2 separate regions of the Mus musculus genome follow, and region 1 is linked to region 2. Evidence: chromatin loops called from intact Hi-C (ENCODE). Cell type or tissue: gastrocnemius. All regions are shown on one strand. Links, peaks and the distances in the headings refer to the core of each region. The heading gives the core; the rest is flanking DNA. Region 1 holds the start of Clk1 (CDC-like kinase 1). Region 2 holds the start of Cflar (CASP8 and FADD-like apoptosis regulator).

What was found. Peaks named below come from ENCODE experiments on the same cell type or tissue, not always from the same donor. Only the 100,000 strongest peaks of a DNase experiment are listed, where the experiment ranks them.
Region 1: it touches region 2 in a loop (4-fold over the local background); 3 of 42 quality-filtered maps call a loop at or near these places.

The regions. Positions count from the first base shown.
Region 1 is chr1:58,413,958-58,426,014 of GRCm38, reverse strand. Clk1 (CDC-like kinase 1) reads left to right here and starts at 1,927. Exons shown (of 13, transcript NM_001042634.2): 1 at 1,927-2,095; 2 at 4,081-4,241; 3 at 4,707-4,932; 4 at 5,804-5,894; 5 at 6,282-6,348; 6 at 8,632-8,748; 7 at 8,836-9,002; 8 at 11,331-11,425; 9 at 11,514-11,643. The coding sequence starts at 4,081. In gastrocnemius, for the core only: no CTCF peak of the experiment used is centred there; DNase peaks (open chromatin) are centred at 1,926, 2,267, 3,085 and 4,812; H3K4me3 peaks cover 5,656 bases; H3K27ac peaks cover 2,592 bases.
Region 2 is chr1:58,707,267-58,719,323 of GRCm38, reverse strand. It overlaps Cflar (CASP8 and FADD-like apoptosis regulator), which reads right to left and starts at 6,038. Exons shown (of 10, transcript NM_207653.6): 1 at 5,665-6,038. In gastrocnemius, for the core only: CTCF peaks have their summits at 6,084 and 9,049 (motif pointing left); DNase peaks (open chromatin) are centred at 6,473, 6,668, 7,652, 7,805 and 2 more places; H3K4me3 peaks cover 6,226 bases; H3K27ac peaks cover 7,154 bases.

The sequences.
Region 1 (12,057 bases), core at 1,461-9,460, 290 kb after region 2:
TGCCAGTTGTTGACACAGAGAATAACTTGACTCAGAGCAGGGTCATGCTGATCACATATCCTGTTATGTTCTGTATGAGGTTTGTTAATGTTAAGAAATTCCACAAAGCTTTATGTAGGACCCATCAAGTTAAAAGTCAATATGAGATGTTACATCTAAAATGGCTGGAGTCAGAGCTAACTACCGGGCAGCACTTCCTGCACCTGGGTATGAATTCACAGCACTTTGTGTGTGTGTGTGTGTGTGTGTGTGTGTGTGTGTGTGTTTTAATAAGCTGTCCCTGAGAAATGTTTGTAGTCATGGCTCAGCCCTCGAATTCTGAGCTGCAGCCCTGATCGATCAGTCTTAGGGCATATGTTCAATAAACTATCCCTGTCTGACTGAGATCAGTGTTTGTGTGGTTTGTGAGCCAACTCCTGGACCCCAACATATACATGTAGGCAAAATATTCATACATGTACATTTAAAATTTTTTAAATTTTTAAAAAATTTTTTAATTTCTTTAAAAAATACTTTATTTGTGTGTGTGTGTGTGTAGGAATTGATTCTCTCTTTCCAGTATGTGTTTCCTGGAGATTGAACTCAGGTAGGCTTGGTGGCATTGTGTCTTTACCTGTTAAGCCAACGCCAGCACCCTCCTCTTCCCCTGTTTTTAGTTCTGGCTAGAATTTGCGATATAGACCACACTGAACTTGTACTCAGAGATAACCCTTGTCTCTGCCTCCTTAGTGCTGGGATATGCCACCATGCCCAGGTCTAGATTAACTCTTAAAGGTGAAAGCAAAGGAGTTGCAAAACTGATACCTACGCACCCCCCTTTTTCTCCTCCCCCTAATATCTACCTTTTTAGAGTTACCAGCGAAATAGGAGTTAAGCCGCCTGAGGCCACACTAACTGGGTTCCTGAGTGGGAGGCCGGAGCTGTATGGAAGGAAATGGCGAGAGAAATAATGGAGGCCAAGACACATTTCTGTTCAAGGCCCCCAAGTTTACTAAGAGTCTGTGCTTAAGCCTGGCGTGGGGCGCACGCCTTTAATCCCAGCACTCGGGAAGCAGAGGCAGGCGGATTTCTGAGTTTGAGGCCAGCCTGGTCTACAAAGTGAGTTCCAGGACAGCCAGAGCTACACAGAGAAACCCTGTCTCAAAACCATAACCCCCCGCCCCCCAAGCCATTCTTGATGCCTGTTGCCAGCCTGTAGGTGATCTGCTGGATGAAGTCTCTGGAATATCTAAAGGGCCTCTCAGCAGGTAGCAGTGGCAGGTGACGGAACAATAGAGCCATCTAAGTTGGAAGGTTCCACCCCAGGTAGTCTCATTCTCAGTGGCAACAAGGTCAAAGCCAGCCTACTCAAGGCTGGGGGAAGCTACTATGGGGGGGGGGGGGGCATCCTCAAAGTCTTCAAGACTACTTACTAATCTGTCTATTTACACTATTCCGCTCCTGTTCCACCATTTCTAACTTTTTGTTTTGTTTGGTTTGGTTTGGTTTTCGAGACAGGGTTTCTCTGTATATATAGCCCTGGCTGTCCTGGAACTCACTTTGTAGACCAGGCTGGCCTCGAACTCAGAAATCCGCCTGTCTCTGCCTCCCAAGTGCTGGGATTAAAGGCGTGTGCCACCATGCTCATTTCTAACATTTTTGGCGTCAGTGCATGTCATACCCAACCACTAAAAACTAGTTTAAGACAGGTCAACATAACTGTAGTCACTGAGTTACTAACCAGAGATACTTTGTTGGTGTAGTTTAAAAGGTTGCAGTCAGGAGGGAAGAGAAAAAGGAGAGAGGGAGAGCGAGCGTGGATTATACTATTACTGTAACCTGTAGTGTCTAAGTATCCTCAAGAAGCCACAGCAAGGACAGTCAGGACCAAGTCCTTCCATCCCTCGCCCATTTGGGCAGCGGGCCCGCGCCTGCGCACTCAGGACCGGTATAGGCCCCGCCCATCTACGTCACCAGTTTTTCCGAGAAGAAGCTCGCACTGCGTCTGTCCGCACCATTTTGTGTTGGGAGATCGTCGTAATCGTTTGCAGACTTCTCGCCGTCGCCTTGTAAGCTTTGTCTTCGCCTTGCAAGCTTTGTCTTCAGGGTTGGAAAGGTAAGACGCGGTGTCTGTCAGGGCCTTTCCTTGTATCTTCCCGCCGCCTCCAAGGACCCCGCTGCGGCTCTTCACGGCGGAGCCACGCGAAGGGGCTCTGTGCCCCGGCTGCGGAGCTCTGGCCGCTGGCTTCTGCGTAGGCGGGGACGATGCCCGCAGGCTCCGCGTCCCGAGGAGGGCCGGCCGACTGCAAGAGCCCGAGCTGCCGCGGCGGGACCTAAGATGGCGGTAGGGGGAAGGCCGCGCTCGTCCTTCGCCATGGCGGCGCCAGGGCGCGGCCTTCGCTTGGACTCGGTCGGTCCTGGTTTTGCTCTCGGCGGTGGCACGGCGCAGGTTTTGGTGCTGTTTTTCTTTATATTTGAAGCGAAAGGTCTTGGTAACCAGGCCGGCCCCACACGCTGCGGTCGCTGATCTTGTTAGAGATGGGCGCTGCGGGGACAGCGTCACAGCAGGCTGTCACCTCAGTTCTGTGTAGTTTCCGCCTTCGACGAAGAAAAGAATTTCAGAGGCGGTCGATAGATAGCGAAGTCGAGCATAATGAAAACGAGGCACACCGGGACAGCGCTTGTGAGAGCGAGGAACAAGTGATTTTTAAGAAGGTTTAGGATTTACTTAGGTTTTGTAACATTAAAACTCAAGACGGCCGGGCTGTACTGCCTGTCGCTCGCCTTTTAATCCCCTTTGAGCCTGTCTCAAAAAAAAAAAAGTTATAGAAAATTTCCTTTGTAAACAAAGTTGTAACGGGGGAGTTGTTTACCTTTAGGAAACAGGAGGGGAACACCCTAAGATTGTACGTCACTTCCGCTCTGAACAGCTTTATTTTCAACATCATGGCCTGTCCTGTACAGTTAAGTAGAGTGGCTTTATTGGTGGAGCCCGAATTTTGTTGACTCGGCATAAAAGGCGCGCCTGTTACCTTCTCAGGCTTTCCTCCCATATTTTCATAATTTTCCCAGTCTCCCTCTGCTAGCAGTAAGAGTGTCAGCGGGGACCGTGGGCATTTACTTGACGGTGAATTGGGAATTGAGGTCATCTGCTGAGCAGCTTTTTTTTTTTTTTTTTTTTTTTTTTAATAGCTGTAAACAAACACTTCATAACATCCAAACTGGTATTTTACCAAAAACAAACAAAACACTTTGGGGGCGGGGGCTGTTCCAGACAGGGTTTCTCTGTATAGCTCTGGCTGTCCTGGAACTCATTTTATAGACCAGGCTGGCCTCTTACTCAGAAGTCCGCCTGCCTCTGCCTCCCGAGTGCTGAGATTAAAGGTGTGCACCACCACGCCCAGTTAAAAAAAAACTTCTTAATTAGGGTCACTTGTGGTTACGTTGGTCGGAGACTTGGTTTGGGTAGAAATTGAACCTTGTGAACCTGTAAGTTGAACTTCTGAAAGAGCTGTCATACATTTTTCTTAAGTTTTAACCTTTTTCACTTAAGGTTTTAAACCTTTTTCACTTAATATGAATTTGGGCATTGTGAAAACAAGGTGAAAAAAAATCTGGCCGGGCATGGTGGCGCACACCTTTAATCTCAGCATTTGGGAGGCAGAGGCAGGTGGATTTCTGAGTTTGAGGTCAGCCTGGTCTACAAAGTGAGTTCCAGGACAGCCAGGGCTACACAGAGAAACCCTGTCTCGAAAAACCAAAAAAAAAAAAAAAAAAAATCTGTGAATAAAGTTTACATTGCAGAATCTGAGGCAATGCAATAATTTTTATGATTGCAGACAGTTGACTAAAATTTTAGAACTTTGATTTTAAACAAAACGTTAATGCTGGGGGTCACATGCATTTTATCCCAGTACTCCAGAGGCAAGAGGCAGGTGGCTCTTTGAATTCAAGGGCAACTTGGTGCACATAGTTAGAGCTACTCTATATTGAGGCTGTCTGGGGAGGGGAAAGATGGAAACTAATGGGAGTTTGCAAAGAAACATTTACTACTGAACATCACAGAACTACAGTTTAACTGGTAAAATTTGTCTTTCATAGATGAGACATTCAAAGAGAACTTACTGTCCTGACTGGGATGAAAGAGACTGGGATTATGGAACATGGAGAAGCAGCAGCAGTCACAAAAGAAAGAAGAGATCACATAGCAGCGCCCGTGAGCAAAAGCGCTGCAGGTACGATCACTCCAAAACGACAGACAGGTAAGAAAGGCGGTTATGGGCTGGGAAGATAGCTTAGCTGGTACTTAAGCTTGGCAGAGGACAGTTTGGCTCCCAACACTTCAGACACACTACCACTAACCTGTAACTCAGCTCCAGAGGACCTGATGCCCTTTTCTGGCACTCCTTAGTATACTACCTATACACACACACACACACACACACAATTAAAAATTCATCTTTACAAGGCATATAAAGTACTGCAATATAAAAGTAGATTTATACTGGGAGAGTAGCTCAGATATAGAACGTTTGCCTACCGTGTATAAAATCCTGGGGGCCATATATAATGATATACTTAGAATTGCTTAACTGCATAATCTGGAGATTTGTGGAAGGACTGTAGTCCAGTGGTAAAATGCCTATCTTGGTCAAACGTGTTGAGTTCAGTTCTCTACATTGCAATTGTTTGGTGTAGCTGTAAAACAAACTTTTTTTCTCCTCTAGCTATTATCTGGAAAGCAGATCCATAAATGAGAAAGCTTATCATAGTCGACGCTATGTTGATGAATACAGGAATGACTACATGGGCTACGAGCCAGGGCATCCCTATGGAGAACCTGGAAGCAGATACCAGATGCATAGTAGCAAGTCCTCTGGTAGGAGTGGAAGAAGCAGTTACAAAAGTAAACACAGGAGTCGCCACCACACTTCGCAGCACCATTCACACGGGGTATGAGTGCCTTTTAAACGTTCTGAAAGGTTTTATTTCCCATGGAGAACAGGAAACAGTTTTGTGTTTGAGAAAATTTCAAGATAAAAGTCATCACAACTCTACCTTGCAGGAGTATTCTTTTAGTATTTGTGTATTACATAAGAAATTCATGAAAATAGTGATATTTAGTTCTGTAATGATAGGAAAGATTGTCTTAATGCTATTCCAAGAAATACTATTTTGATAAATTGTCAGTTTGTTCCAAGGAATTAGGTATTTTTGTGTTAGGGTTAGTTATGACTTATTAACATGTGTAAATTTTTTTCCTCATTAAGTTACAGATTTGAAGTTAGTGTTTTCATGTATTAATTTGGAAATCTATCAGATAACATTTTAAATGTTATAGTGTTATATACCTTTTTTTTCCCTTCCCAAATTAGGGCTATCATTTTATTTACTATTTTAATATATATTTTCTTTATTAGTTAGGCCAAATCTTAATTTGGCCACAGGGTACTAAAGTAAATACTACATTCTACAGTTTTGTAGTATGAATTTAGGACACTATGTTTGAGTGAATGCCACAGATAAGTTTTGTTTTGTTTTTTAAGAAGAAAAGCAAATGTGTTTATGTTTTGTTGACTTACCACTTTGAGTATCTTATCTGAAAATCTGTTCCTTGCCATGTTTTTCTCCTGTTAACATAAACTATGTGCCCTGTGAATTTCTGGGGACTGAATTTGAAATTGCTCCTGCCAACCGTTTGTGGCCTGGCGTGTATCTGAATATCTCCCCGCTGAATGAATTTCGTATTCTGCCCTGAATTCACTCGGGTGTATTGATTGGCTGGATGATGTTGGTGCTGGTGCCGCCCACTTGACGTGTCCAGAAGAGTCACCGAAGGAAAAGATCGAGGAGTGTAGAGGATGATGAGGAGGGTCACCTGATCTGTCAGAGTGGAGACGTACTAAGTGCAAGATGTATAGAATATTTTTCAACACTTATTTACTTTTCAGATAACATAATCTATATGTATATATAGATTAAAGTTTCAGGGATTTGGAAATCTTTTTCTTTCTTTTTTTTCTTTTTTTTTTTGCTTTCATTTCTTTTGGTGGGAGGGGATTGTCTTTGCTTTCTTTGAAGTTTTAATATTAAATTCCACAGCAGTAAATCAAGTTAATGAAATTAGTCTGAGAATGAAATTAGATCTAAGAATAGTTGTATGTTTTTTGGATGGTGTTGGCTGATAAGTAATTAATGATAAGGAAATTTGCAGCATCACCTAGAATAATCTGCATTGATAATACTTATAAGTACATTGTTCTCATTTCCTGTTATGAATAATAATTATTCCTCTTTTTTAGATGAAATTGTTGATACTTTAGGTGAAGGTGCTTTCGGAAAAGTGGTGGAATGCATCGATCATAAAGTGTAAGTTTCCCTATTTTTTTCTTTTTTTGGTTTTTCAAAACAGTTTATTTGTGTAACATCCCTGCTTGTCTTGGAACTCACTTTGTAGACCGACCAGCCTGGCCTAGTGCTCAGATTGACCTGCCTCTGCTTCTAGAATGCTTTGGAATGTTTTTGAGACAGCGTCTAACTTTGCAGGCCTGGAGCTCTCACAGAGATCTACTTGCCTCTTTGAGTGTTGGGATCAAAGGTGTACAACATCGAACCTGGCCTCTTGGTTTTTTGTTTGTTTGTTTGGTTTTGGTTTTTTGAGACAGGGTTTCTCTGTGTAGCCGTGGCTGTCCTGGAACTCACTCTGTAGATCAGGCTGGCTTCACTCTTGTATTTTTTTAAACAAAACCAACTAAATAGTATTTGCAGCTTCCTGGCTGGAGAAGGGACAGAGAGTTTTAATTCCTAGCACCAATGAGTATGAGACTTGTTTTTTCTTTTTTCTTTTTTGGTTTTTCGAGACAGGGTTTCTCTGTGTAGCTCTGGCTGTCCTGGAACTCAATTTGTAGACCAGGCTGGCCTCGAACTCAGAAATTCGCCTGCCTCTGCCTCCCAAGTGCTGGGATTAAAGGCGTGCGCCATCACGCCCGGCTGTTTTTCATTAGATGAATTGTCATGACAGAGCTGGGTGTCATAGGTGTGATTATTCGGGTCCATCAAGCTTCATTAGTGCTTTTCACACCACTCAACCCATGTTGGTGATCAGACCTAGGGATTCAACATGCTAATGACAGTGATTTTTATTTCTAATTGTGTGTGCACTCATGCATAGGAGTACAGAGGCCAGAAGAATGTGTCCAGGATGCAGGTGGTTGTGAGTTGGGCTGCCTGGTGCAGATACTGGGAGTTGAATTCTGGACTTCTGTAAGACCAGTACATGGCTGTTTTTGTGTTTTCTCTGTATCTTTATTTTTTATACTTTGGAATAAATGAAACTTTTTTGAGGGACTTGCTGGGGACCTGCCAGTAGTCTACTAAGGGCATGAAAACTTTTAATACAGTTTAAAGCTTAGGCCTTTAGCAGAGGCAGTCTCCCAGCTGCTCTTTACTTTGTTTCTTCTGGTTTTTCCAGACAGGGTTTCTCTGTAGCCCTGGCTGTCCTGGAACTCAATTTGTAGACCAGGCTGGCCTCGAACTCAGAAATCCTCCTGCCTCTGCCTGTCAAGTGCTGGTATTAAAGGCATGTGCCACCACTGCCAGGCTCAGCTGCTCTTTACTTAACCTGACTATTCTAGCACTTGTCCTGCCAGCAGGCTATCTGTTTACCTACCTATTCTGTTCCCTTCAGTGTCCTTTACAATTCTGCTTTTGAGTCTCAAACCTCTCTGGCTGCTCTGCCTTGGTACTTCTTGCCCTAGCTATTGGCAGTCAGTTCTTTATTACAGTTAGCAGGGAGACAGCACGTGATACATCTCTTAGATTGGTGATACATCTCTTAGATTGCCTTTAGGCAGGTAAGGAAGGACAAAGGTTACAAATTGAAAACCCAGTGATGAGAAAACCTGGTGATGAGCCATAGAGATGACAGTACCAAAATTCTGCCAGCATTGAGCTCTGTGCCAGTACAGAATTAACAGTTGAAAATACAAACACCTTAATACTATAAATACTTGTATGTGTTTAGTTCTGGGAAAAGTCCATGGGACCTTGTTCATCTAAAGCAACCACTTTGATCAGCTATACATTTTCTGCCCCAAGAGTAGCAAAAACTTTCTAAATGAGTTGAGTTGAGACCTAGCACCAACTTTTCTGATAACCTGGAACAAAGATTTGAGATAGTATTTGACACAGTGGTGGGCAATATAGGAAACAAACTGCATTTGTTTTGAGTCTTAGAAAACAGGTTGAGGGGTTGGAGAGATGGCTCAAGTGGTTAAGAGAACGGACTGCTCCTGAGTTCAAATTCCAACAACCACATGGTGGTTCACACCATCTGTAATGAGATCTGACGCCCTCTTTTGGTACTTAGATATAATAATAAATCTTTTTTAAAAAAAGAAGACAGATTGAGATAGTGTTTTTTTTTTTTTTTTGGGTTTTTTTTTTTTTTTGGTTTTTTTTTTTTTTTTGGTTTTTCGAGACAGGGTTTCTCTGTATAGCCCTGGCTATCCTGGAGCTCACTTTGTAGACCAGGCTGGCCTCGAACTCAGAAATCCGCCTGCCTCCACCTCCCTAGTGCTGAGATTAAAGGTGTGCACCACCACTGCCTGGCATCTATCACCTTTTAAAACTTACTTTTATTTTCTTTAACAGGGGAGGTAGACGTGTAGCAGTAAAAATAGTTAAAAATGTGGATAGATACTGTGAAGCTGCTCAATCGGAAATACAAGTTTTGGAACACTTGAATACAACAGACCCCCATAGTACTTTGTAAGTATCACATTAAAACTTGAAATAGAGAGGTTTGAATTGTAAGCCCTATTATTGAGTTGTTTTGTTTTTTTAACGTGTTTATAGCCGTTGTGTCCAGATGTTGGAGTGGTTTGAGCATCGAGGTCACATTTGCATTGTGTTTGAACTTCTGGGGCTTAGTACTTATGATTTCATTAAGGAAAACAGTTTTCTGCCGTTTCGAATGGATCATATCAGGAAGATGGCATATCAAATATGCAAATCTGTAAACTGTAAGTTCTTGATATTTCTTGTAAAATTTGAGTTTGAGACTAATGTCAGACTAATTTGGATCTTTAAAAAAAAGAATCTGGTGGGACTCTAGGGACTCTAGCTCAGTGACAGAAATGAGGCCTTTTTGTTCTGTCCCCATGACTACAGAAGACTAGAAGATGAGATCTACTGTGGGATTTAAAAGCCTAGCCTGAGAGTATATACAGACTAATTGGGGGATTGGATGCTGATTAAGTTAGCAAGCTTGTTAAGAGTGGTTTAAAAGGTCAGGGGATGGTAGACACCTTTAACTCCCCAGCATTTCCAAGGCAGAGGCAGGCGGATCTCTGAGTTCAAGGCTAGCAGGTGCCATAAAACCCTTTTGAAGAAGAAGAAAAAAAAAAGATTTGAATATACCTCTTAATAGCTATAGTTGACAATAGGGGTGGGAGGAAGACTTAATCGCACATCCTTGGGTTCAATCTCCAGAGAAGAGAAATTATTGTAAAGTAATATTTAGTTGCTTACAAGTTGCTGGTCTGTAGTATTTAATTCAGTGAACAGAAAGCTAGACTTGTGGGCTGGAGACATCTCTTAGCGGTTAAGAGCACTGACTGCTCTTCCAGAGGCCCTGAGTTCAAATCCCAGCAACCACATGGTGGCTCACAACCATCTGTAATGCAGCCCAATGTGTCTAAAATACAGCTACAGTGTACTACTCATATATAAAATAAATAGTTTTTTTAAAAAACAGGAAGAAAGCTGGGAGTGTGGTTAAGTGGGTGTTGGCTCAGCATGTGCAGAGCCTGGGTTGGATCTCCAGCAACGTGTAAGTTGGGCATGTTGATGCATGCCTCTAATTTTTAGCCCTAGCAGATGGCAAAAACAATAACAAAAAAAAACCAAAAGCAAACAGAATTTCTAAAAAAAAGATTCATTTACTTAATGTATGAGTATTCTATCTGCATGTAAACCTGTGTGCCAGAGAGAGCATCAGATCCTACTATAGATGGTTGTGAATCACCATGTGTTTGCTGAGAATTAAACTCAAGACCAGAAGAGCGACCATCTTAACTGTTGAGTCATCTCTCCAGCCCCAAAAGATCAGAATTTTCAAGTAGTTTTTTAATCTAAGTTTGAGGCCATCTTTTTATCTCAAAACAAAAGGTAAAAGGTGTATGCATAAGACTGATTTAGCCTAGAGTCCTAAAAAAATTTAAATGCAACAAATCTCAGTTTGGTTTTTGTGGTGTTTTTTTTGTTTTTTTTTTTTTTTTCTTTTAAAGATTTATTTATTTTATTCATATGAGTACACTGTAGCCTTCTTCAGTTACACCAGAAGAGGGCGTCTGATCCCATTACAGATGGTTGTGAGCTACCATGTGGTTGCTGGGCCTCCTACCCCCAAACAAGATATGTAAACCAGAAATACCCTGTTGTCATTGTCTTAATTGGCAACCCTCTGAGTTTTTTTCTTTTAAGTACTGGGATTACTGATGGAAGCCAATATTTTCAGTTCCTTTCTTGTTACTGAGAAACATAGTCTCATTGTGCAGTCTAGGGCAACCTTGTACTCTGTCCTAGTTCTAAGATTGTAGTGCTACTAACTACACCCAGCATCACTAGAGTTGGCAATGTTAGTGTTTCAGTCCTCAATGATTTGAGACAATCTGATTGTCTCAGGATAGCTTCAGATCTCAGTATCCTGCCCTAGTAGCTATCTACCACCTGAATGTTGTGGATAGAACCTTGTATGGATGGAAAGCATTTATTATCAGACATAGATCCTCACACCTTCTCTGGTGAATTCGTTACTGGACTAAGATTTTTGATTACTTTCTACATTATATAAGAAGACACCAAAGGAGGTTTTTGTTTTGTTTTGTTTTTTGTTTTTTTCCTTGTGTTTAATTTTGTTATTTTCATGTGTGCACAACATGATTGTAGGGTTTCAGACCCCCCTGGCATTGAGATTTCAGTTGGTTATGCCACTTAATATGGGTGCTGGAACTTGAACCCAGGTCTTTGAATAATAGTAGTCCATGTCCATGCCACTGAGCAATCTGACCAGACCATCTTGTTGGTTCTGACAATCTCAGCCAGGCCGGGTGGTGAACATCTTTACTCACAGCCAGGCCAGACTGTTCCACAGGGGAAGTATTAGGAAAGCCCAGGGCTAGAGAGACCCTTTCACAAAGAGGACTCATTCAGTACCCTACCTAGGCTAGTCTTAGACTTAGATTTTCATGTGTCAGCTTTTTTACTGCTTTGATTATAGGCACATGTTACAATTTAGGGCTTATGATTTTGTTTTGATATTTGAGACTGATTATGTGTACTTTCTCCAGTTTTGCATAGTAATAAATTGACTCATACAGACTTGAAGCCTGAAAACATCTTATTTGTGAAGTCTGACTACACAGAGGCTTATAATCCCAAAATGGTGAGCACTTACAGCGTGATTATCATGGTGCTATTGAATACTTTGTTTCAGTAGTATGGCTTTATAACTTGTCGCTTTTGCTTTTCAGAAACGTGATGAACGTACTATAGTAAATCCAGATATTAAAGTGGTGGACTTTGGAAGTGCAACATATGATGATGAACACCACAGCACATTGGTATCTACAAGACATTATAGAGCACCGGAAGTTATTTTAGGTTAGTACTTGGTATGCTGAAACAACCTACACTGCTATATTGAATCCAATAAAAATTTGTAGTTTGGGGTGTTATTTGTATGACTGCTTTATGGTTTTTTCAAGGCAGGGTATCTCTATGTAGCCCTGGCTGTCCTGGAACTCACTCTGTGGACCAGGCTGGCCTTGAACTCAGAAATCTGCCTGCTTCTGCCTCCCAAGTGTTGGGATTAAAGGTGTGTGCCGCCACCGCCTGGCTTATATGACTGTTCTGTTGATCATTTTCTCCTTAAATAATACTCCAGACTAAGGAATGTAGCTCAGTGGTACAGCTCTTGCCTAAGCTTTTATCATGAAAAAAAGAAAATAGACAACAGTATTAGAAATTATGTTGAGAATCTTCAAATTGCTGGGCATGGTGGCACATGTCTTTAAT
Region 2 (12,057 bases), core at 2,145-10,144:
ACTCCGTGAGTTCAAGACCAGCCTGGGCAACTTAGTGAAACCATCTCAAAGGGTAGTAAGAGAGCTAGGGGTGCACCCTCAGTGAGAGAGCACTCGCTCAGCATGTGCAAGGCCCCCAAGTTAGTGCTTAGTGCTGGAAACAAAGAGCAAAGTGGGGACTTTACCAAGGGACTGCCGGCAGGCATGGCAGCACAAACCTGGCACCCTGGTACTTGGAGGAAGAGGCTGAACGTCTAGCTGGATCCAGAACCATGGACAGAGTTGCCAGGAGCAAGGAAACTGAATCCTATTGACAGAGTGGCCTGCTACATCTTAGAGTTAAATTTCTGCTGGGACAAACGTCTCATACATAGCCCAAGCACTAACAATATCCTTCCATGTCTGTGTATTATCCATAATCCAATTCCAAATACCTCCCTGATCCCCAACATGGTTTTTTTTTTAACCTCTTCATAGCTGCCTCCACTGAGAAAGCTCCCCCCGCCCCCTCTCAGCATCATGTTAGAATTCTGTATCTTTCCAGCTCTCTTCCATAGCTTGCCCTGGTCACAAACTGGCTCATCTGGCCCTACCTCACAGCTGTCTTCAGGCATTTCTTCTGGGCTCTGCCTGAGTTAGACTACGATGAGAGACAAACTCTCACCTTCAGTCAGCTGTGTGTGGTAGGCCCTAGGTGCCTGCCAGGCTCAGGCCTCAGAGCTCTTGAGCAGGTGACATATGACTATCCAGTTGCAGCAGATAGGCACACAGAGAATGTCCGTTTGTCCCTTTGCAGCCTACACTGAAGCAAGGTGGAACTGGTGGCATGAGAGGCATCACCCTTGGAACCTGGACATAGACAGAGCTCAGCTGTTCTACACTGAATGAAGTAATGACAGGGCTGATAGGAGGGATTATGGGTATCAGAGGCTGGGTATGACCCCAGGAAGAGTCTCCTGTGAGCTGGGAAGACCTCATCTTAATGGGCAAACAGTGTTTCCAGCCAAACGCTAGCCCACATACTCTCTACATAGCCCTGACTGTCCTGGAACTCATTATGTAGGCCAGGGTAGTCTCAAAATCACAGATCTGCCTTCTTCTCCCTTCCAAGTGTTGGGATTAAAGGCATAAGCCAACATGCCCAGCAGAACGTACCCAAAACTTAAACTAATTTCCCCCAAATAAGACAACAGTCTAACATCCTCAGAACTACTATCTTATATCTGACGATGTCAGTTAAAAATGCAATCATGCATAAACTGCTGCAGTACTGAATTTGTGGGGATAACACACAGAGCAGGATTTGCTGCGTTCATAAATTACAAAGCTTCCATTTCCTTGGCAGAAAAAGAAAGAAAAAACAGGCCAAACTGCTTGGTGTAAGCAAGATTTTAAATTTTAATGCTTTGGCAAAAGCTGAGTCCAGAGACCAAATGTCATTTCTAAGTTGTACAATGAAGAGGTAGCCGGGCCTTGTCTTTTGTTATCGTTGTTGCTGTAAGTATCTAAACCATCTGATGTGGAGCAGAGGGAACTGGGGGTATATTTTCATGTAACAGCAGTCAGGAAAACCACATGTTTTCTCAAAGTCTGTAAACAGGACAGTCGGGGCTATGCAGAGAGACTATCTCAAAACAACAACAATAAAATTGTTTTTCGGCACTTTTGAGTCTCTTCTGGGACAATCACATATGTAGAAACTTGGGTTTGAGGTTGGGTGAACGAACACTCTGGCACATAAATTTTAAGAGTTTAAGAAATGACAGCTTATTGAGAGTGAGCGCCGAGGATACATTTTTATTTTTATTTATTTATTTAGTTTTTAATCAAAATGTATTGACAATCAGTTGGCCCTTTTCCTAAAAGGCTAGCGTTGGGCTGGAAACACTGTTTGCCCATTAAGATGAGGTCTTCCCAGCTCACAGGAGACTCTTCCTGGGGTCATACCCAGCCTCTGATACCCATAATCCCTCCTATCAGCCCTGTCATTACTTCATTCAGTGTAGAACAGCTGAGCTCTGTCTATGTCCAGGTTCCAAGGGTGATGCCTCTCATGCCACCAGTTCCACCTTGCTTCAGTGTAGGCTGCAAAGGGACAAACGGACATTCTCTGTGTGCCTATCTGCTGCAACTGGATAGTCATATGTCACCTGCTCAAGAGCTCTTGAGGCCTGAGCCTGGCAGGCACCTAGGGCCTACCACACACAGCTGACCGAAGGTGAGGGTTTGTCTCTCATCATAGTCTAACTCAGGCAGAGCGCTTGCACGGCTGAGGCAGAAGGGCAAATTCAAGGCCAGCTTGGGCTGGGGTAGATACTGATCCTGTCTTGGAAAAAGAAAATAAATTTGAGAGCTGGTGGCACACACCTTTGATTCCAGTGCTCAGCAGGCAGAGGCAGGTGGATTTCTGAGTTCGAGGCCAGCCTGGTCTAAAGAGTGAGTTCTAGGACAGCCAGGGCTACACAGAGAAACCCTGTCTGGGAAAGAAAACAAACAAAGTTAAAAAAAAAAAAAAAAAAAAAAGGTGAGCCAAGAAACAACTCTAAATGACTAAGAGAACACAGCTCAGCATTTATGACATTTGAAGCTTGGCTTGGCTTGAGTTAAAATTTCAACCAGGCAAATACACTTGTCCAGTTACACAAAAGCTCAGTTCAAAGACCAAAGCTGTACATATGATCACCATATGGAGCTTCTAAACATGCCTTTCAATATATAGAGAAGTTTTTCTAATTATAAAAAGTTCTCTTTGTCGTAAGAAACTCTGGAGCAAGCCAGGAAGCAACGCTTGTCTGTGGTCGCTCAAGCTTCCTGCCCTCCCTGCTTTTGATGATAAACAGTGGAACTGTGAGGGGTGGGGGAGGAAAGACTCTGAAACGGACAACTTGAGGAAATAAAGTAACAAAGTGTCCATCTGCTTCTTCTGATCCCCCTTGGTAGTCCTGACTTCTCGCCTATCTGGTCCTGAACGATTCTTTGACATTCCTGAAAGCAACCATGGTTAACGAGACTGATTCCACATTTAGGCTGAATGGTGGCCAGCTTGTTTGTGGAAAGCCTGGGCAGAGAGCAATTGCATCATTTCTCCAGGGTAAAGCCTTGTGCTATATATATAAAACCCCCTGTTCCCACCACAACATTTTAATAGGTTCCCTAGGCCTTTAAGCACACCCTTAACTATCTGTCAGATTAAAATAGTATGGCCTTGGGGTTTAAGCAGGGCATAAGTCAAGCATAAAACTTTTGTTCAGGTTTCAGTAGTCACTCAGCCATGGTTCTGTATGTAACTTGTTACTACTTTTGTGTTTCCTAATTAAAAGGGGGTAGGAGTGTCAGTCAGCAGAGAAATGCATACACTTTCATTTCCATCAGGGACTTTGATGGACCCCCTCCGTAACACCTAGAGGTGTTTGAGCAAGATATCTGTAAAGTGCCTACCTTTTAAACAAAGATCTAACTTTTAAAAAATGCTTTTCAGTCAAGCATGGCAGTGTGTACCCATAACTAAGGTAACAGAGAGGACCAGGAGTTCAAGGTTGGCCCAGGCTCCAGGAGACTCAGTCTCAAACAAAACCAAAAACTAAAGCTACAAGAGAAAAAAAGTATTTTTTAAAAGATCACAGAAATATAAGGCAAAGGGGGACTTTTAAACATGGAACATTTCACAGGTCCATGAAGCTCTGGTTCCCACTTGTAAAACAAGATCTTTGAAGGAAGTCACTTACTTCAAAGCACACTAAACCTTGAAAGTAGTTAAAGCAAGTGGAGTTTTCAATCACACTGAAAAACTGAGGTGGGCTGGAGAGATGGCTCATCGGTTAAGAGCACTGACTGCTCTTCTTCTAGAGGTCCTGAGTTCAATTCCCAGCAACCACATGGTGGCTCACAACCATCTGTAATGGGATCTAATGCCCTCTTCTGGTGTGTCTGAAGACAGCTACATTTTATTCACATACATCAAATAAACAAATAAGTAAATAAAAACTGAGGTATTAAATGTAGATCAAAAACTGTGAAAGACCTGGGTGCAGGAGCTCATGTCAGTAATCTTCGCGCTTGGGAAGCTGAGGAGGATTTGGAGAATTCAAGGCCAATCTGTGCTGCGTGGTGAGTTGCAAACCAGCCTGGGCTATAGTGAAGTGCTGTCTTCAAAATCAGAAGATACAGCCGGGTGTGGTGGCGCACGCCTTTAGTCCCAGCACTTGGGAGGCAGAGGCAGGCGGATTTCTGAGTTTGAGGCCAGCCTGGTCTACAGAGTGAGTTCCAGGACAGCCAGGCCTACACAGAGAAACCCTGTCTCGAAAAAAAAACAAAAAACAAACAAAAAAATCAGAAGATACCACAGTCTTCTTCAACTGAAGAGTTCAATGCAGAACACAGTCTCGAATAAGTGGTAAATCTGATACCGAGTTGGCAGAACTTAATTCTTTCAATGTGTTCAACCAAAGAAACCCCAGAAAGAGGAAAATAATGAAGCTAAGATTTGTTGTTGTTGTCTTTGTTGTTGTTGTTGTTGTTGTTGTTTTCTGGCATTAAATGGACAAAGAAAAAGTGGCTATGAGTACAGATCATCGAATGAGCATAAATATAGAATAAGGTACAAAGAGCAGAAAGAGTTCAATTTTACCTAGAAAGACAAGGGCACACAGACAGACAGACACACACACACACACAGTCTTTTTCTTTCAATAGTGACACAAAGGAAGAAATTGTTCCCCAAAGCTAAGAATTGAAGAGGGAGGAGAAAGAAAGAAAAAAAAAGAGCCAATGAAACAAATCCAAGTGGCCACTGCACAAGATGGGGAAGGAGGGGAAACTAGGATGGAAACAGAAAAACAACACCACAAACATCTGTTCTGAAAGACTGTTTGGAGAAAGAATACGAAAAGGAGCTGGATGGCTGGGGCCAAGGGAAGATTCCCAATTTTTTTAAAGGCAACCAAAAGACTGTATTTGAGTACACCAATGTATGTGACTAGAACCAGCCACCTCTGGCTGTCGCTAGGGAATGGACTCGTGGGAGGTGGGGGCAGTGTCTGTATTTACTTTGCAGGTATATTTTATTTATATTATAACTTGCCTGAAAGGTTTTGGATATTAAAATGCAATGCAAAATAAGAAGTAAAATCCTTAGTAAGGAGCAAGACAGCTGCCCCAGGTGGGGTGTCAAGTCTTCCCAGAGGTGAAGGTCAGCTAGGGCGTCATAACACAGGTAGTGCTTCTTGTTTCTGAGATTTAAGAGAAATAATGCTTTGAGTATAGGAAGGCCCTGGGCCAAACCCTCACTGCCTCACTCTTGGCCAGCAGGCTTCTTGCCAGGATAAGCTGTCCTTGAGCTTTGTCCAGGCAGCCTCTACGCTGGGATTATAGAAACAAACAAAAAACACCCAAGTACCTTGTTCGAAATTTCACGCCATCCAGAGTCACACACTAAATTAACAAGGAGGCATTTGAGTCCAGTAACAAGTTTAATTTAATAAGTCTTTGGCTCTCTTCAAGAAAGACTTGGATTTGAATGTGCCACAAGTCTGGAGGTGCTGTGAGTGGATCCCCAAAAAGCACAGAAGGAACCAAGAGTGGAAGATAGGAAACGAACACTTTCCTACATTAATCAGGAGTCAGCTCTCCAACTTCCCAAGTCCCTTTGGGAACTGCAAGAATAGGAGGGGTTCTGGGATTACTCACACCGGGCGGTCGCCGGCCCATCCCACTCAACAACGGCTTTGTCGCCTGTCTTCGCTGGAGACCACCAGAAAACTGGATCGAACGAGACACTGGAAAGAACACAGAGAGGAGCAGACTCTTCAGTAGGCGTCCAGGAAAGTTAGCCTGCGGAGCTGGCCCAAGCTGCTAGCCAGGTGACGCGCCCAGCGAGCCCAACAGGTTCAGGAATGAGATGCGACCGCTCTCTCCCAGCGATAAGGACGTCCCCAGAGTACTCTTGCGGGGGCAGAATCGCGAGTGTGAGCAAAGAGAAGGGCTCCGAGAAGATGAGAATGGCCGCCATTTCACCAAAACTGAATCGAGGCCATTGCTGAATTCCACAATCCTAACAAGAGGGCGGAGGAAAGTTACAGGAAGCCAGAGAGGAAGCCAACTTCCGCCTCTAGGGGCGAAACTGACCAGTCAAGGCTCAAAAAAAAAAAAAAAAAAAAAAAAAAGAAAGAAAACCCCAAAGACCGCACATACCCCAAATCCCGCCCCCCATGCTACTTCTCTGAAGGAAGGAAACACCCCACTTCCCACCCACCCACCCCCCACCCGGGTTTCTCGCAGCTTGGGAAACTAGGTTAGCAAGTGGTGACTTGCTAAAGAATTAAATGTCATCAAAAACAATGTACAACATAAAACTTCTGGAAAAATCCATTGAAGCTGAGTGTGGTGGTGTACGCCCAGCTTTGGGGGCGGGCGGGGGTGGGGTCGGCTGCTGAGAGAAGATTTTAGCGGTCAAATCGCTTGCTTACCCAAAGCCTCCACCTCCGCGCCCCACCCCGCCCCCCACCCCCCACCCCCCCCCCACTCCCCCCCCCCGCTCCAGCTGCCAAGTGAGGTCTCTGCCTTCAGAAACCCTGTGCTCTGGACATTGGTCACTGAATACACACAGTACCTAAGTGTCATCCCAGCTGGTTGGAATAAAGACTTTCAATAGGCTATGAACTTTGGCTACGTGGTTATCTCTGGTGGACTCCCAGGAACAGTGACTAATAGCGACATACTCTCTAATCCTAGTAATCCAATCAGGAGGCAGACACAGGTGGATCTCTGCACAGTCTAGGGCAGCCTGGGCTACACAGTGAGTTTAAGGAGAGCCAGGGCTGTATAGAGAATAGAGTCCTGTCTCAGAATACCAAAAAATAAAATAAAAAAATAATTTGCTTACAAACCAAGCTTGTTTGTGATACCAGAGAGCTGAGCTTTCTGCTTTGTTCAGAACCTTTTGTAAACTAGGAGGTCGACCTTTTATCTAAAATCTCTTCTTAGGTTTTAAATTTTAGATCATCCCTATTGGTCAAGGCCTGACATATGACACTCCCTTCTGGCCCCACCCCTTTTACTGTTAAAAAATTTTTTTTCGAAGGTTACCTGAACCCGGAGGATTTAATTAGACTCCTTGAATTTACTTCCAGCGAACTTGTCCACCAAAAGAGAGAGAGAGAGAGAGAGAGAGAGAGAGAGGGAGGGAGAGAGAGAGAGAGAGAGAGAGAGAGAGAGAGAGAGAGAGAGAGAACCAACTTTTCGAAAGGAAAGCTGGAAACTGGACAGTTCAACTCCAGGAAATGAGTAATTCTCTAGATGTTTTGTGCTTGACTAATTGTGGCTCGGCCAGCAAAGTTAATCTTTAGTTTTCCGACAGGAACACAGGAATGCTCCCCCTTGGGGGTTTATGGGTGCTCCCTCCAGTCCTCAATGCAGTCACTACAGCTCCGGGGTGCCTTAGGGTCATTAAGGGTCACTTCCCTGAAGATCCCATCCCCTGAACACACCAGGCCTCCTTGAACTGGGAGTTGTTGCCACCTGTGGTCGCCCTGAGCCCTGGTTCTTACCCAGCCAGCAAAGCCAGTAAAGGAGCTACAGTCCTCCGCGCCCTCCCGGGCTCCGCCCGCCATCCCCTGTGCGCCAGCGCCGGCGCCGGACTCGTAGCGACCTCCTTGCCGGGCTAGAACGCGCACGGCACAGCGGCCCGGGACTTAGGGTCCCAGGCTCGCGCAGCGTCGCGAGTAGCGCGCCAGTTACACCGCGCAGGTCACGTACCTGTCCGGCCCTAAGTGGCCGCTTGAGAGGCTCAGGTCTCAGAGACTTCGCTGCGTGCTTTAGGGTCCGCAAAATGGAGACGCCCAGAAACCGAAAGCAGACGTGGCAGCAGGCGCAGCGTCTCTGAGCCCTGGCTCGCATCCTGGGCCGGGTTTTTAGCAAAGACAAAGGTCTTCCGAGCAGTCAGCATAGAGGCCGAAAAGCATTCTCTCCAGACCCTTACTTGACTTTATAAAGACAAAAAAAAGTCTTTGGCTAGATACACTTTTAAATACAGAAAAACACAAATAAAATAACAAATATCTTTATTTCTACCAGTCTGAACATGTAGGCTTCCTTTTTTATCCGGTGGAGCCGCTCCAGTGGAAGGAGACAAAGTATCAACACATTTTCTGTGTTACTCTCTTGGAGGCCTTGTGGTGGAAGAGGACAGGAAGCAAAGGAGAGAATCAGCTCTACAAGTTGTCCCCTGATAACCACGCGTGTGCCAGGGCATGTGTGCCCACACACATAAACATAATAAAATTAAAACTAAGCCTTTAGCCTTTAAGCCTCGATCTAAATTACACTTTAAAACTTGTTACTTAAGGACTGGAGCAGGTGGTACAACTAGTAAATATTTTTCCCTGCTCCCAAAGACTGATGACTTGTAAAAGTAAAAAGAAAGAAAAAAAAAAAAAAAACCACACCCACACAGGTAGCCTCCGTGTGTGCGATGCTGTACGCATGTCAATGCAGATATGGAACACACAAAATAATAAAGGAAAAGTGTAAACCATGTAACTCAGCTACAGAATATATATCCCATAAAATAATAGGACACAGCTGTCCCCGGCAGAGCCTGTAACCATACTCGGGTATGTCTTACTCTTTCCCAGAGCATTTCTCTACTAACCTCTAGTCTTACAACCCATGGTAAAAATGTCGTTTAACCTCAGCCTCTCAATAGGATTCTAGGATTCTAGGCCTGTGTTCACCAGACCCAGCTCAAACTCTTAATTCATTCATTCACTAGTATATGACATTATTTTTTCTTGTGTATCAAGTTTTATTTCTCACTCTTACAGAGTTCTTATAAATAATACTTGGATAACTAAAATTTAACAGTATATATGCCCTTTCTATATAGGAGAGCATGCTGAGAAGACAAAAATGTTGTAGCAAGAACTTTTAGGGGGCTGGAGAGATGGCTCAGTGGTTAAGATCACTGACTGCTCTTCCAGGGGTCCTGATTTCAATTCCCAGCAACCACATGGTGGCTCACAACCATCTGTAATGGGATCCAATGCCCTCTTCTGGTGTGTCTGAAAACAGCAACAGTGTACTCACACATAAAATAAATAAATAAATCTTTTTTTTTTTAAGGCCGGGGGTACTTTTAGAAGGGCATGATGGCACACACCTTTAATCCCAGCACTTTGGAGGCAGTAGTAAACAGATCTCTGTGAGTTCAAAGCCAGCTTGGTCTACAAGAGCAAATTCCAAGACAGCCAGGGCTACACAGGGAAAACATGTCTTGAAAACATAAACAAAAAAATAACTTTTAAATAATGTTGTAAAGAGTTTCCCACAAAATATCTAGTGACATACTGTCCCCAGATTCATTTTATGAACCCCATCAAGATTTTACCACCTCATAGATAATCTGAGAGTCAAGCATGCCAGCCTGTTATAAATACACTTCTAGTTCTACCATAGGATCACAGACTTAGAAAGCTCCATAGAACTGTAACCATGTCCCCTTATTCTTAATGAAGAAACAAAGTTAGTTGTGTACTGTTAGAATATTATTGATTTTCCATTGCTGTATGTCTCCCCACCCTCCAACACCATTTTTTTTGAGACAGACTCACTATGTAGCCCTAGTTGGCCCAGAACTTAAAGTGGTCCTCCTACCTCTGCCTCTCCAAGTGCTGGGATTATTGATGTGCATCATGTATTACCATATCTGGCTCTCTCTCTCTCTCTCTCTCTCTCTCTCTATATATATATATATATATATATATATTCTATTTGGCTGTAAATGTATGTCTATATATGTGGACATATGGACCTGGATACCCATGGAGACCATATAACTTCTCATGAGACTAGAGTTACACTGTTTATAAAATATCTTGGTATAAGGTTGACTGTATTTCTTTATTTGAGTCCAATTGCCTCTGGAAGTACTGGGTTAAAGGTATGCACTAGTTACATGGTGGCATTAATTAAGAGAACGTGTCTCTGCGTGTGCACAGATGCATGTGTGCTGCAGACGGACCTCACTTGGATACTCGATCCACAGGCAAAACTCGGGTTCCGGTAGTTACAGGTGAGCAAGGAGTTGGCATGGATGACAAACAGACATGAATCCAGAGAGAGTATGTATCTGAATGTAATTTTTCAAATTGAGCACCAGACTTTTAATACAGAAGAAAATAGGGAAGTTAGGTGACACATCATTGTCACTATTGTTAAGGTACAATGAGTTTACTGGATGCTTAATGACTCTAACACAAAACAGAGGAATGCAAACATAAAGACTGGCAGGTACTGGGCAATAAAACAACTGAGACAAAGTCAGCTCTATCTAAGGTCAGCTATATTCTTGGAAGCCAGGTGTGAGGTCTTTACACTCCTGGGGCAAGGGCTTTCACACCCAAGTCATAGTTCTAATTAGGGAGTTCCACTCTAGCTAACCTTCTCATGAATAATGCAATATTCTAGCTCCTACTCAAACCACAGGCCGATCTACTTCCTAAACCATTGTACATTCCTGTATATGAGAATGACTTGGCTTTTATTCTAAGTGATTGTGTGGGGAAACTTTCTACTAATAAGTAATGCAGTCTGCTATACATAACTATAATAAAAATCCTAAACTTACTCTGCTAAGCTTGCCCTGAGATTTCTAACTCTGTATAGTAGAGAGTAATGCCTGATTTCTTTCAGTATCTCACTTACAATACCAGAGGCAATTCTAAATGTCACTGAATAGGCAACATTCTTACTGAATTCCAAGTCCAGGGTTGGCTCAAGGACTACCCTAGGACATTGATGAAGGCCAGGAAACAAAGTTCGATTATGCTTAGGTATTTGGCAAGTCACTGCTTAGAGACACCTATAATAATACAATACTGAAAGAAAGCACACAGATCCATTCCCAAGGACAAGTTTGAAACATTCCTTATACAGAATGCCACGGTTCCAGGAGACTAAGTTTCCCTGAACTTCCCCCCTAAGGACTGCATCCAGGTTTCAAGGCCTGTAACGCTAGTCACTACTGGAGGGGGTGTAGCACATGTGGGTACCCGTGACAGCCTCGTCAGATCCCATGGAACTAGAGTTGCTGCTCTTTGTGAAACAACATCTGATGTGGTGTGGGTGCTGGGAACCAGACTCAGGTCCTCTGGAAGAGCAGCAAGCAACCTTAACTGCAGAACCATCTTTCCAGTCCCCAGTCTTATATTTTTTAAGATATTGAAAATCCTTTTCATAATTTTTTAAAAATTTCCAGCTCATCTCAGAAATGTTACATACTCTTTTTTTTCATTTTTTATTGGTTATTTTAATTATTTACGTTTCAAATATTATCACCCTCCCCAGTTTCCCTTCTACAAACCCCCTATCCCCTCCCCTGCCTCTATGAGGGTGCTCCCCCACCTGCCCACCCACTCCTGCCTCAGCGCCCTAGTTTTCCCCTACCCTGGGTCATCGAGCCTCCACAGGAACAAGGGGTTCTCCTCCTAGTGATGCCCGATGCCCAACAAGGCCATCCTTTGCTACATATGCAGCTGGAGCCATGGGTCCCTCCATGTGTACTTTTTGGTTGGTGGTTTAGTCCCTGGGCACTTTGAGGTGTCTGGTTGGTTGATATTGTTGTTCTTCCTGTGGGGTTGCAAACCCCTTCAGCTCCTTCAGTCCTTGCCCTACCTCCCCCATTGGGATCCCTATGCTCAGTCCAATGTTTGGTTGTGAGCATCAGCATCTGTATTGGTAAGGCTCTGGCAGAGCCTATCAAGGGACAGCTATACCAGGCTCCTGTCAGCAAGCTCTTCTTGGAATCAGCAATAGTGTCTGGGTTTGGTGTATGCAGATGGGATGGATCCCTAGGTAGGGCAGTCTCTGGATGGCCTTTCCTCAGTCTCTGCTCCTCTTTGTCCCTGCATTTCCTTTTGATAAGAGGAATTCTGAATTAATATTTTTGAGGTAGGAGGGTGGCTCATCCATCAACCAGGGGCTGTGTCTATCCACTGGATAGGATCTCTACAGGTTCTATCTTCCCTTTGTTGAGTATTTTGTCTAATGTCCTCGCTGCTGGGTCCTGGGAACCTCTTGGGTCCC